2 separate regions of the Homo sapiens genome follow, and region 2 is linked to region 1. Evidence: chromatin contacts called from ENCODE Hi-C or POLR2A ChIA-PET data. All regions are on one chromosome and are shown on one strand. Each heading gives the region's core, a stretch centred on a gene start or an enhancer-like site at or near the end of the contact. The rest is flanking DNA. Distances are from core to core; before and after follow the strand shown. Region 1 overlaps NHSL1 (NHS like 1). Region 2 has its middle 39 kb from the start of NHSL1.

The links. A loop is a pair of places that touch in the nucleus more often than their neighbours do. ChIA-PET counts read pairs that join two places held with the same protein, here RNA polymerase II (POLR2A). Pooled maps may share reads with other maps.
Region 2: a pooled map shows a loop between it and region 1 (1.9-fold over the local background). The contact joins two enhancer-like sites. A Hi-C loop is called at or near these places in 2 of 50 pooled maps. POLR2A ChIA-PET finds 5 or more read pairs at or near these places in 3 of 52 experiments (A549, H1 and WTC11).

What each region holds. Positions count from the first base shown.
Region 1 is chr6:138,453,035-138,458,772 of GRCh38, reverse strand. The region is part of intron 3 of NHSL1 (NHS like 1); the gene reads left to right. Among named protein-coding and RNA genes, the nearest start is that of MIR3145, 21 kb to the right of the region's middle. Within about 2 kb of position 2,937, at least 11 of the 41 ENCODE cell types and tissues checked have a DNase peak (open chromatin) inside an H3K27ac peak, as active enhancers do.
Region 2 is chr6:138,535,492-138,541,229 of GRCh38, reverse strand. It overlaps a transcript of NHSL1 not described here. Among named protein-coding and RNA genes, the nearest start is that of NHSL1, 39 kb to the right of the region's middle. RefSeq lists an enhancer at 3,084-3,253. Within about 2 kb of position 2,722, at least 4 of the 41 ENCODE cell types and tissues checked have a DNase peak (open chromatin) inside an H3K27ac peak, as active enhancers do.

The DNA.
Region 1 (5,738 bases), core at 1,688-4,187:
CTCACTGCAACCTCTACCTCCCAGGTTCAAGCGATTCTCCTGGCTCAGCCTCCCGAGTAGCTGGGACTACAGGCACATGCCACCACACCCAGCTAATTTTTGTATTTGTAGTAGAGACTGGGTTTCACCATGTGGCCAGGATGGTCTCGATCTCCTGACCTTGTGATCTGCCCTCCTTGGCCTCCCAAAGTGCTGGGATTACAGGTGTGAGCCACCACGCCCAGCCTAATTTTTGTACTTTTAGTAGAGATGGGGTTTCACCATTTTGGCCAGGCTGGTCTCGAACCCCCGGACCTCAAGTGATCCACCTACCTTGGCCTCCCAAAGTGCTGGGATTATAGGCTGTTCTGTTTTGTCTTGATCTGAGGCTACTTTGGGGGATGAGAGGAGGAGAGAGACGACTAAGGAAGCTGAATCTAAAGTTTGTGTAGCTAGGAAAGCTGTAAAACAAGAGAGCAGTAAGGAAGAACTGACTTGACCCGGTATGAGAACATAGAGTTAGGGATTCCTCCATTGTGGCAGCTGAATGTGCAAACCAGTATAACAGAATATTAAAAACAGAATAGAAGTCTAGAAATAGACCTAAATCTTCATGGGATTTAGTAGATCATCAAGCTATCATTTGAAATCAAGTGGGAATCCAGTAACTGTTGAAAGGGGCTCCAGGCCAGCAGTATGGTCTTCCGTGTTAAGACTAAGACTCCTAACCGTGGTTCATGTTCTTAACATCACCCTAACAGTTGGGATTTTTTTTTTTTTTTTTTTCAGTTGGAGTTTCACTCTGTTACCTAGTCTGGAGTACAGTGGCACAATCTTGACTCACCACAACCTCCACCTCCTGGGTTCAAGAGATTCTCCTGCCTCAGCCTCCCGAGTAGCTGGGACCACAGGCACGTGCCACCATGCCCAGCTAATTTTTGTATTTTTAGTAGAGACGGGGTTTCACTATGTTGACCAGGCTGGTCTTGGGCTCCTGACCTCGTGATCCGCCCACCTCGGCCTCCCAAAGGGGATCATTTTAAATATAGAGTGTGTAGGAGTCAATTTGGAAGGGAAATTCGATCTGGAAAACCTTTTATTTTGTATTTCCTAGTAGGTGTTGAGGGGAGGGGTGTGTTACAAAGAGCAGTGACTATATGGAAGAAGGGATGCATGAGTTAACAAATTATTGACTTTAAAAGAGGTATTTCTTACAAAAATCATCTAATTTGCATTCAACAAATATTAAAAATCCATTATGTGCTTAAGATGAGTTGCTAATATGGCAAAGGTTAAGGACATATAAATTAGAAAAGAGAACCTAGAGGACGTCGATTCTGGTTATTTACTCTGGCTAATTGTTCTAGAATAATTATCTTCATTATCCTAATGTGAAACACCAAGTAGGACTCTATGTGTTATGTTATGAAGAAAGATGTTTTGCTAACGAGATCCACACATATCTTTGATGTTCAAAGTGGGAATATAGTGTAGCAAGAAGAAAATTGTTGAAAATATTTCCAATTGTATATGTTATGCATATCATCTAAACATAAACATGATGCATTGAAAAAAATACTGTTGGCAAAGCAATTTAGAAATTCCAGAAAATAAGCCAGGCATGGTAGTGTGTGCCTGTAATCCCAGCACTTTGGGAGGCTGAGGCAGGCGGATCCCTTGAAGTCAGGAGTTCCAGACTAGCCTGGCCAACATGGTGAAACCCTGTCTCTACTGAAAATATAAAAATTAGCCAGGCGTGGTGGCATGCACCTGTAGTCCCAGCTACTCAGGCTGAGGCAGGAGAATTGCTTGAATCTGGGAGGTGGAGGTTGCAGTGAGCTGAGATCGCACCACTCCACTCCAGCCTGGGCGGCAGAGTAAGTGAGACTCCATCTCCAAAAAAAAAAAAAGAAAGAAAGAAATTCCAGAAAATACCTTTTCATTCAACTCTGAAATCAAAGAGTACACCATTGCTTTGTGTACTGTTTTTGACTTTTTTCTCTTTTCAGTTTTCAGCATATGCCAAGTACTGCCAAAGAGGTTCTTGCATTTGAAGGCAGGTCAGTTATCAGTGCGAAAATACTTACTGTGAGTCGATAGGGAATTTTTCCACCTGCCATTATCGGAAGTTATATTTGATGATACGTTCACTGAATCTGGGAAACCTTCACAGAATCCCCATTGTCTTAGCAGAAAGGATATCAATCATGAGTTATGCAATCTCTTGTGTAAAATTCACCCCTAAAGAGATGTATTAGATCTAGATTTTTGGCAGTAAACAGTTGGCTTTAATAGTCGTGACAGAAATCGAAATTTCCCTGTTTCCTGTTATTCTTTGAACTGGCATGTCAGCTTCTGTTTTAGGCTTTGTTGATAAGAAATATTTAAATCAAAGGAAGACTTTGAAGAAAAGGCAGTAACCTTGCTGCCATACCTGTAAACACAGGAGGCTTATTTAACATGATGCTTGAGAGCGTAGGTTTGGGGCAGCTTTTCCACCTGTCAGAGCTCAGTGGCCTTGGATAAGTTGCTTTCGTCTGTGAGGTTCAGGTTCCTCAACTGTAAAGAGATAAAAACCACATGTTCCGGTTTGCTTAGAACAGCCCTGGTTTACAGCTGTTATTCTGTGTAATTATTAATTGCACCCCCTTTCACTCTCAGAGGTGTTCTGGTTTCGATAAAATTACATAGTTACCCTAACCTACCTTGGAGAGTTGGTGTGAGGTTGAAGTAAATTAATGTTTGTGAAACCCTTAGCACAGTGCCTGGCACAGACTAGATGCTCAGATGATGATGATAAGTATTGTTAAGCTGATTGGTATTTCAAACCACGCTTCAAAGAAAATGATTCAATAGACAATGTCTGTTTTTATAAAAATTTGGCCACTCTCCCAATCATCTCGTCTTTTGTTCCACCCACATAGAATTTCCTGCCCAAGGCAATAAATTTGAGAGGTTTCAGCAGCTACTGACGAATTTCTGATTGTCATGGCTTTACAGGTTATCTAGGTGTGGCACTACCAGTGTTTATGCTATTGCTAGCTTGTTCATCGGGGTACACGTTAGGATATAGAACTTTTTCACAAATTAGATCTTATTTTCCACAAACAGCCCCATGAAACAGATTATTTTAATAGCTATTACTATTATTTTAATCTGGAAATGGAGACTCAGAAATATGAAATGGCTTTCTCAAGATCACATAGCTCGAAAGCACCAGGAAGCATGCGAAGGCGGGGCTCCTTGCAGGGAGCATGTGAAGGCGGGGCTCCTTGCAGGGAGCATGTGAAGGCGGGGCTCCTTGCAGGGAGCATGTGAAGGCGGGGCTCCTTGCAGCTCATTTCTTTTCATCGCACCATGCTGGTTAAGCAAAAGGGCAAGATTACTCAGTTACCTCAATTCCTCCTCATTATGCCCAATTTTGTCATCTCTTATTCCTCTTTGACTTGTCTGGTATGCTTCACTCAATTTTTTTTTCCCCCAAAAAAGTTTTTAAGTGCTACTTGGTCTCAGTATATGGATCCCATTCTTGGCCTAGGGCAGCTTACAGTCGAGAAGTGATTACTCCATGTCCAATCATGTGTTACTGGGTCTCTGTGAGTAATTTCAGGAAACTGTAGAAACACAAATGAGTCAATGCTCACTGCTCTGCAGTTATGGCACCTTCTTATTCCATGCCATTGCAGACAAAAATGAGAAAATTGGGGTCTGTCATTCCCACGCCTTTTTGCCTGCAAACCAGTGAGAATGTCTCCAATGACCCATTCCAGTTTCTCTTGCTGTTTCCATCCCACTACTCTATAATCAGGGTCTGTTTATACCTGCCTTCTCTTCTAGATTAATGGACAGCATCCCTATCTTGTTGATCTCTGTGTTTCCAGTATGATGCCAAGCACTTGGCACATGGAAAGGCTCAGGCGCCAGGGACTGTGCTCAGTGCTGTATGTGAATATATTCAGTATTTATTGCAACCATGCAAAGTAGCTTTGATTATGCCCATATCATGGATGAGAAAACTGTATCTTGGAGAGATTAGATCACTTGCCTAAGATCACATAGTTTTTAAATACTGAAACAAGATCTTTCTTTATTAAAACGCCTTTTATTGAAGTATAACTTACATAAAATAATCTATACATATTTAAAGTATACAACTTAATAAATTTTGACATATGTATACACACAGGAGACCATTACCATAATCAAGAGAGTGAACACATCTATCACCCCTAAAAGCAAAACCAGGATTTAAACCTAGACTTACGACTCTAGAGCTCATGTTTTTCCCCCAGTAATGACTGTATGGGGAGTAGAGCCTTTGCCACAGTCCTTTCCTCCTAACCATTCTCATTCTCTTATGGGGAGTTTTGCATTGTTGAGATAATACAAAGAGCATCTTTTACAACCCAATTGTCCATCAATAAAAAATGTGAATAAATTAGTACTGGAGTGGAATGTATACCCCAGTGAAATGAATGAATTACAGTTTCACACAACTACATGGATGTGTCTTAGAAAGATAATAGTAAGAAAAACACAAAGAGAATAATACTATTTTTGTAAAAGTCAAAGCAAGTTTATGCACGCACGCACACACACACACGCACACATATAACAAGGAGTAATTAGGAACACAAAATTCAGGCTAGTGGTCACCTCTGGGGAAGTAGGGAGATGGGATGGGGCATGGAGGGAGATGCAGGTTTTTAGTAATATTTTAGGTCATGGGTTGAGTAGTGAGTTCTTGAATATTCATTATGTTATATGATTTTAATACATAATTTGTTATTCTAAAATATGATTACAAACAACTTACTGTATCAGTTTAAACATATATGTTCTAATTAAGTATTTTCTTTCATTTGAGGAAAGGATCGCTTAATATGGGATAGTTAAGATCCAAAATATTTTAATTCACTGTGTGATAAGAAAGTTTAGAGCTCTTAGGGCCTGGTGCAGTGGCTCAAGCCTGTAATTCCAGCACTTTGGCAGCTGAGGCAGGAGGATGGCTTGAGCCTAGGAGTTCAAGACCAGCCTGGGCAATGTGCAGGACCCTGTCTCTACAGAAAGTTTTCAAAAATTAGCTGGGCATGGTGGCTTGTGCCGGTCATCCTAGTTACTCGGGAGGCTGAGGTGGGAGGATCGCTTGAACCCAGGAGTTTGAGTCTGCAGTGAGTTGTGATTCTGCCACTGCACTCTAGCCTGGGTAACAGAGTGAGACCCTGTCTCAAAAAAATAATAATACAATAAAAATAAATGAAAAATAAATAAATTAGCCAGGGACGCTGATGCACATCCATACTCCCAGCTACTTGGGAAACTGAGGCAGGAGGATTGCTTGAGCCCAGGAATCTGAGGCTGCCATGAGCTGTAATCACTGTGCTGCACTCTAGCCTGGGCAAGAGGGCAAGACCTCATCTCAAAAACAACAACAACAAAAGAAAGTTTAAAGCTCTTGATAAAGCAATTAGATTTGAGGTAAAGGGACTAATATAATACATATGAAAGAATGAACAATTAGGCTGGGCATGGTGGCTCACGCTTGTAATCCCAACACTTTGGAGGCTGAGGCGGGCGGATTACCTGAGGTCAAGAGTTTGAGACCAGCCTGGCCAATGTGGTGAAACCCCATCTCTACTAAAAATACAAAAATTAGCCAGGCATGGTGGCACGTGCCTGTAATCCCAGCTACTTGGGAGGCTGAGGCAGGAGAATTGCTTGAACCTGGGAGGCGGAGATGCAGTGAGCCAAGATTGCGC
Region 2 (5,738 bases), core at 1,473-3,972, 83 kb before region 1:
TTGTCCGGCTAATTTTTGTATTTTTATTAGAGATGAGGTTTCACCATGTTGGCCAGGCTGATCTCGACCTCCTGACCTCAAGTAATTCGCCGCCTCAGCCTCCCAAAGTGTTGGGATCACAGGCGTGAGCCACCACGCCTGGCCTGATGTTGCTTTTAATATGGACAGGATGCATACATATATCCTTCTGTGCCCCAGGAATAATTTCACTATATTTTATAAGCATCACAGACCTCAAGTTCCTGAATTTACTAATGGATTTTACCTGGTTTCGCATTCTCTCTAGGGACTTTTAACCTGGTTTGTGTTAGACAGGTTCTTTCCCTTCCTCAGCCTTTATGTGTCTTCCAAGAGGTAGAAATCTAGTTTCATGGAGCAGAAAAGTGGTGAATTCTGTGGAATTGGGTGTGTCCCAGCTGCCTGCATGCCCCGAACGATAGGGTCCTATACTCTTCTGCTTCACAAGTTACTGATTTAGGAAGGCCTTTAAGTTGTCTAATAATAGCAAAGAGTTATGTTGGAGATTACAGCTATGAACAATCTCAGGCATGTGCCTCTGCTCCCACAAGGGCAGTTCATATTAGAAACTAACTCTATCCTTCGTCATCGTGCACCCTGGAACAGATCACAGGCCTCTTTCCAGTTGTCTTTTGTATGTTGTGTATGTAAAAGAATTCCTTAGATTCTTTTCTTGGCAGCATTTGGAAAATAATGTTAGGAATCAGAAACAGATTTGTTATTTCTGTGCTGAAACAAGTGCATTTTTCAAGTGAGCTAGTAAGCAACCATTTGCTCTGGAAGGTCCCTAGCCCCTTCTTAAATCTGGTAATAAGCTATCAGATAATCAGTGAGCAAAGTTTATGCTAGTTGATTCTGAGCACCATTTTGAAAGACTTTTAAAAATCAAAATGCAAAGCAACCCTGGGAATATTGCATCTGTGTGACTCTGGACATTTTACTATCATACATTTAGATGTCTGGTTTTATATAAATTATCAGTGGCTTTTAGAACCATTGTTCTACAATTCTTCCTGGTTCTTTCCTCCTCCTTTCATTTAAAATTGCATATAATTGTTAGTGGGTAATCTACAGCTACCAAAGGGAATTCCCACTTGCTCAATCTGCAATTTAAAGTAGCACTTTTAATAAACACAGTGGTAATAACATGCATTTTTCAAACTGGTGGGGAAAGCCCTTGGAATTTAATAAATGAAACAAAGCTGGCTAGCCCTTTATTTCTTTTGTCTTTCCCTTGAAAACGTTATCATGCTTTTTAGTTCTCTTTTTTTCCTTCCATGAGTAGTCAAAATCTGTTTCTTAAATCTGTTGCAGTAGAAGCCAGATTACCATGCTAAATAGGTTGTGTAATACTATAAATTGAGATGCTACCCTATGGACTGAAAGAGCAGTTAACAGAGTTTTGCCGCCTAAAACGAGGAGAACTTGGGGTCTGCTTGTTTCTGGAGCATGCTCTGTGCAAGGATTCATGCTCTGGGTAATTTTGTGGAACTGAATCAAATGACTTGAATTACTGAAAGCATTAGCTAAGATTTCAGTTAAACTCTTCATTTTAATATCTCCTGTTCCATTTCTACCTATTCTGGTTTCCTTTATTTGCTGATTTTCATGTTTGTCTTTTTTAGGCCCCCTACCTCACCTTAGCTGTCCTCCTCTGTGATGGCTCATTGGGGGAGCAGTATTACACCTAAGCCATATTGAACTCCTTCTAGTTACAAGGATGTGATCAGTAGTCTACACATGCATTAGAAAAGGTGATAGTTAATAGGCAAGGCAGATGGACCCGTGTGATAAAGGCAGGACATCATGTCACCACCATTAACCAGGTACAGATGTATGCAGGGGTATGTATTTTTCTGTGTTAAACATCAGAAGAAAATACTGCTGAAAACAACCTGAGGGTCTTTAAGCAATTAATAGATTTTGCATGATTAAACAGTTTGGCAGGATATGGTATTGGGGATGCGGGGTGGAAGATGGGTAGTCTTAAATTAGGAACATTAATTATTTTATAAAATCGTATGTAGCAATTGCATTTAAAATTAAGAGATCCTAATTTGACAGCCAACAGAATGACAAACTATTTGATTTAATGTCAGCAGTGTTCATCTTCTATCTGGTGATTATGTGACATTTATCAGTCTTTGTTAACTTAGATTACATTTAGAACTTTTTTTGTTGTTGTTACTGTCAAAATGTGGTTAACCCTGAGATCCATTGAAACAAAAGGCCTGAGTGACTTGACTGTGGGTTTAACTTGGGGGAGGGGGTGCATGATAACAGAAATGTGAGTGCTCATCACCACTTTTTCTTTGGAATGTCTTCTTATAACAAAAAGATATAAATAGCATAAAGTGAGCTTTAGGAGCCACAAGTTGTAGTACACTTTAAGTGAATTTATATATACACAGAATAGTTTTCAAAAGGTCAGATGATAACATATGTTTGTACTTGTGAAATTTTGCAAGACAGCATTTGAGAGCAAAAGAGAAAATCTCGGCTTTGCTGACCACAAGAGGCCATCTATGTTCTTCATTATTTTGTTTCACTGAGTGAACTGTGCAAGGTTCATTGTTGCTGGAACTTTCAGAATAAAAGTTGGGACAGACGCCTCTGCTCTCTCGAGGGCGCGAACATTGGGAGCAGGTTCAGGGGAGGATGAACAGTGACTTAATGTGTGGTCTCTTAGGAAAGGGAAGGCAAAGGACCACAGGAGCCTGGCTGACGAGCCTGGCAGATGCCCAGAGGATGCTTGACTTGGTAGAAGATCACGTGGGGAAACTGGGTTATACCAGACACTGAGAGTAGCAACTTTTCTAATTCCAAACAGAGCAAATGAGAAAGGGGCCTCAGAAAATGCCTTGGTGTTAGCTATGTGGGATGGCATGGCAAAAGAAAATGAAGTATATGAACACACCTAGCCCCCAGTGGTGGTACTCTATCTCTCCTTCCTTAGCCATCTCCTACAGATTTGCACTTTTGCTTTATCTAGACCCTTTCCTAATTTTAAGAGGACAAAGGAAGCTCAAGTCCCTTCTTTTTTCCTGGAAAAGTTTTGCTGTAACAGAATACCCAGTATTTTATGCAAAAGAGATCAATATTGTCCCAAGGTGGCTAATTTATATGTCAAAGGGTATCCAAGATTTGTCGACATTTTGAAATACCTCTGAAGTTCATCAACTCTGACCAAAATATTTTGATAGAATTTGGGGTGTGTTATTTCATTGCGTGTTGATGAGCACTTACCATGTGCCAGTCACTGTTCCTACCCCCAGGAAACTCTTCCTGTCTGATGCTCTGGACTTCTCGCCGGCCTGGATCTCTGCAGCCCCAAGACTTCTGGTTGTTTTCCTGCCCACTGTAAAGGTGCTACTGCTTGTGCCAGCTTTTGGCGGTTCTTTCTCCAAGATTGACTTTGGGAACAAAGCAAAGCCAGAGACTTTGTAAAGGGTTTCCCTGCTAATCATGACCCAAATAACAAAAATAATTAACACAGGTTTGTAAAGAATATTCAAGAAATCCCAACTCTATCCGTTAATCATATCATCTTATCCCTTGAGTAAAGATCTCCTTAGCTCTGAGAATGGATCTGCCTAATAAAATATTGAGGATTAAGTAAAGCTTACATAAGATGCTGGTATTTTCTCTGTAATATATAGTGATGTTATTTAAATTTGACCTCTCTAAGGGCTTAATTTGGTCTTTGAAAGTGAAGACTGATTTGTACCCTAATTTGCAAATGTAGTATTTCTACATAGTGAGAAAGGCAGATGTATTTCTCAGTTTTCATCACAGCATATTTACGCCAACTTTTAAAAAGTTTTCTGGACCTACACAGTTGTATAAATACATCCAGATGAATAAAAAAGTATTACAAGTCACATATATTGGCAAAGGAGCGTGGTAGCAACACAAATATTTTGAAAGCTATGTAAGCCAGTGAGAGTATCCTGATACCGCTCTAACAGCTCCAACGGAAGTGTTTGCTGCCACAGCAATTGAGACAAAACCTTTCCTTTTTGGAAATGTTTCCTGGCAGAACAAATACTTGATAAAAATTTAAAACAAGATTTGAACTGCTCAAGATGGTGCCTTTCATAAAATTGTTTTATTTTTACAAACTCTTTCCACATCAGGAAGAGAGAAATCTATGGGTGGATGGTTTTATCCTTATATAGGTGGAAATGTCCTTATTTTAGGTTGACTGCTGTACTGAGGAATTGGGAATGAGCTCCCCTTAATTATTGGGTTATTTCTCTTCTCGTTGTATTTCTTCTTCTGTCAGTAATTGGCAGCCTATTTTTCATCTTAGAGAGAAGAGGCCAGGGAGTGTAAGAGCTGTCCACCTGAATTGTCAGTCAGTAAATTACGATGGAAGTTTAAAACAAGTAGCATACTCAGAAGATGACATATGTCTGGAGTTGGGGGAAAGAGGAGGGAGAGCATTAGGACAAATCCCTAATGCATGCAGGGCTTAAAACCTAGATGACGGGTAGATAGGTGCAGCAACCCACCATGGCACATGTATACCTACGTAACAAACCTGCACGTTCTGCACATGTATCCCAGAGCTTAAAGTGAAAAAAAAAAAAAAAAAAAAAAAAAAAAAGATGACATATGTCCCTCTCCAAAACCACGGAATCTATAAATGCTGAAAAGATTGAATGCAGATGATTAAATTTGTGATGTCTGTAAGCATGATTTAAATACAAAACATTAGTTTGATGTTTGCCATCACTTTTAGGTTTGGGTTTACAAGACTGCTCCTATAGAGATGGCTGCTTTTCCGTGTCCAGTGAGAACTTTTAATGCTAAAACATCCAGTGTCGTTTCTGCTTGCCACAGAAAGTCAATGTTGGTTGGTATGGCAAATATCATAAATCCTTATTTGTATGTTATTTGACTTACGATAACACACTTGGCTGAAAATGAGTTTGTCTTAGTCGCTCCCCAGTCCTCACTCACCTTTGTGAAACCATAGAATGGATCCATTGTTGGTGTGTTATCTGCAAAAGATAAAGTGTCTATGAGCTGGGGAAAAACTGGAGCCCCCAAAATAAATGAGATTCCTTTAACACATGCCATACCACAGGTTTCTCCCAGACTGCTGTTTTGGACTATGTTTGACTAGATTTCCTTTACTCTAATTTTCCCTTGCCCTCTTTTTAATTTTGGAAAGCTACCTTCAACCTCTGTGTGTGAGTAGCCACCCTCCTTTGTCTCTTGCTTGACGTTGGCCCCCCAGCAACTAGCTCAGTGTCATGTCTAAAATTAGATCAGTCTGTATGGATGCCCTGTAGGGAAGTGAGAGAACAGGCTCTCTCTGCCAGAGCAGATCCTCACCACACAATGAAAATTCTCAGTTTACGATAATTCCTAGTCAATGTCATGAGTCTTTTGCTGTTTTACAGTAAGGCAGTCTGGTATTTGGTGTACTGAACTGCAGATATGAATATCTAGCTGCCACATTTTCACCTGGATGTCTAACTGACCTCATGAACATATCAAAATTCCTGTCCCCCACCCCTATCTATCCCACTGCAGACTTCCCCATTTCGTGGCAAATCCACCCTTCCAGTTGCTTATCCCAAAAACCTTGAAGTCATTTATGACTTCTTTTTTTGGTAAGGGGGTGTCGGGGAGGGGAGACAGGGTTTTCTTGTTCTGTTGCCCAGTCTGGAGTGCAGTGGTGCAATTATGGCTCACTGCAGCCTTGACCT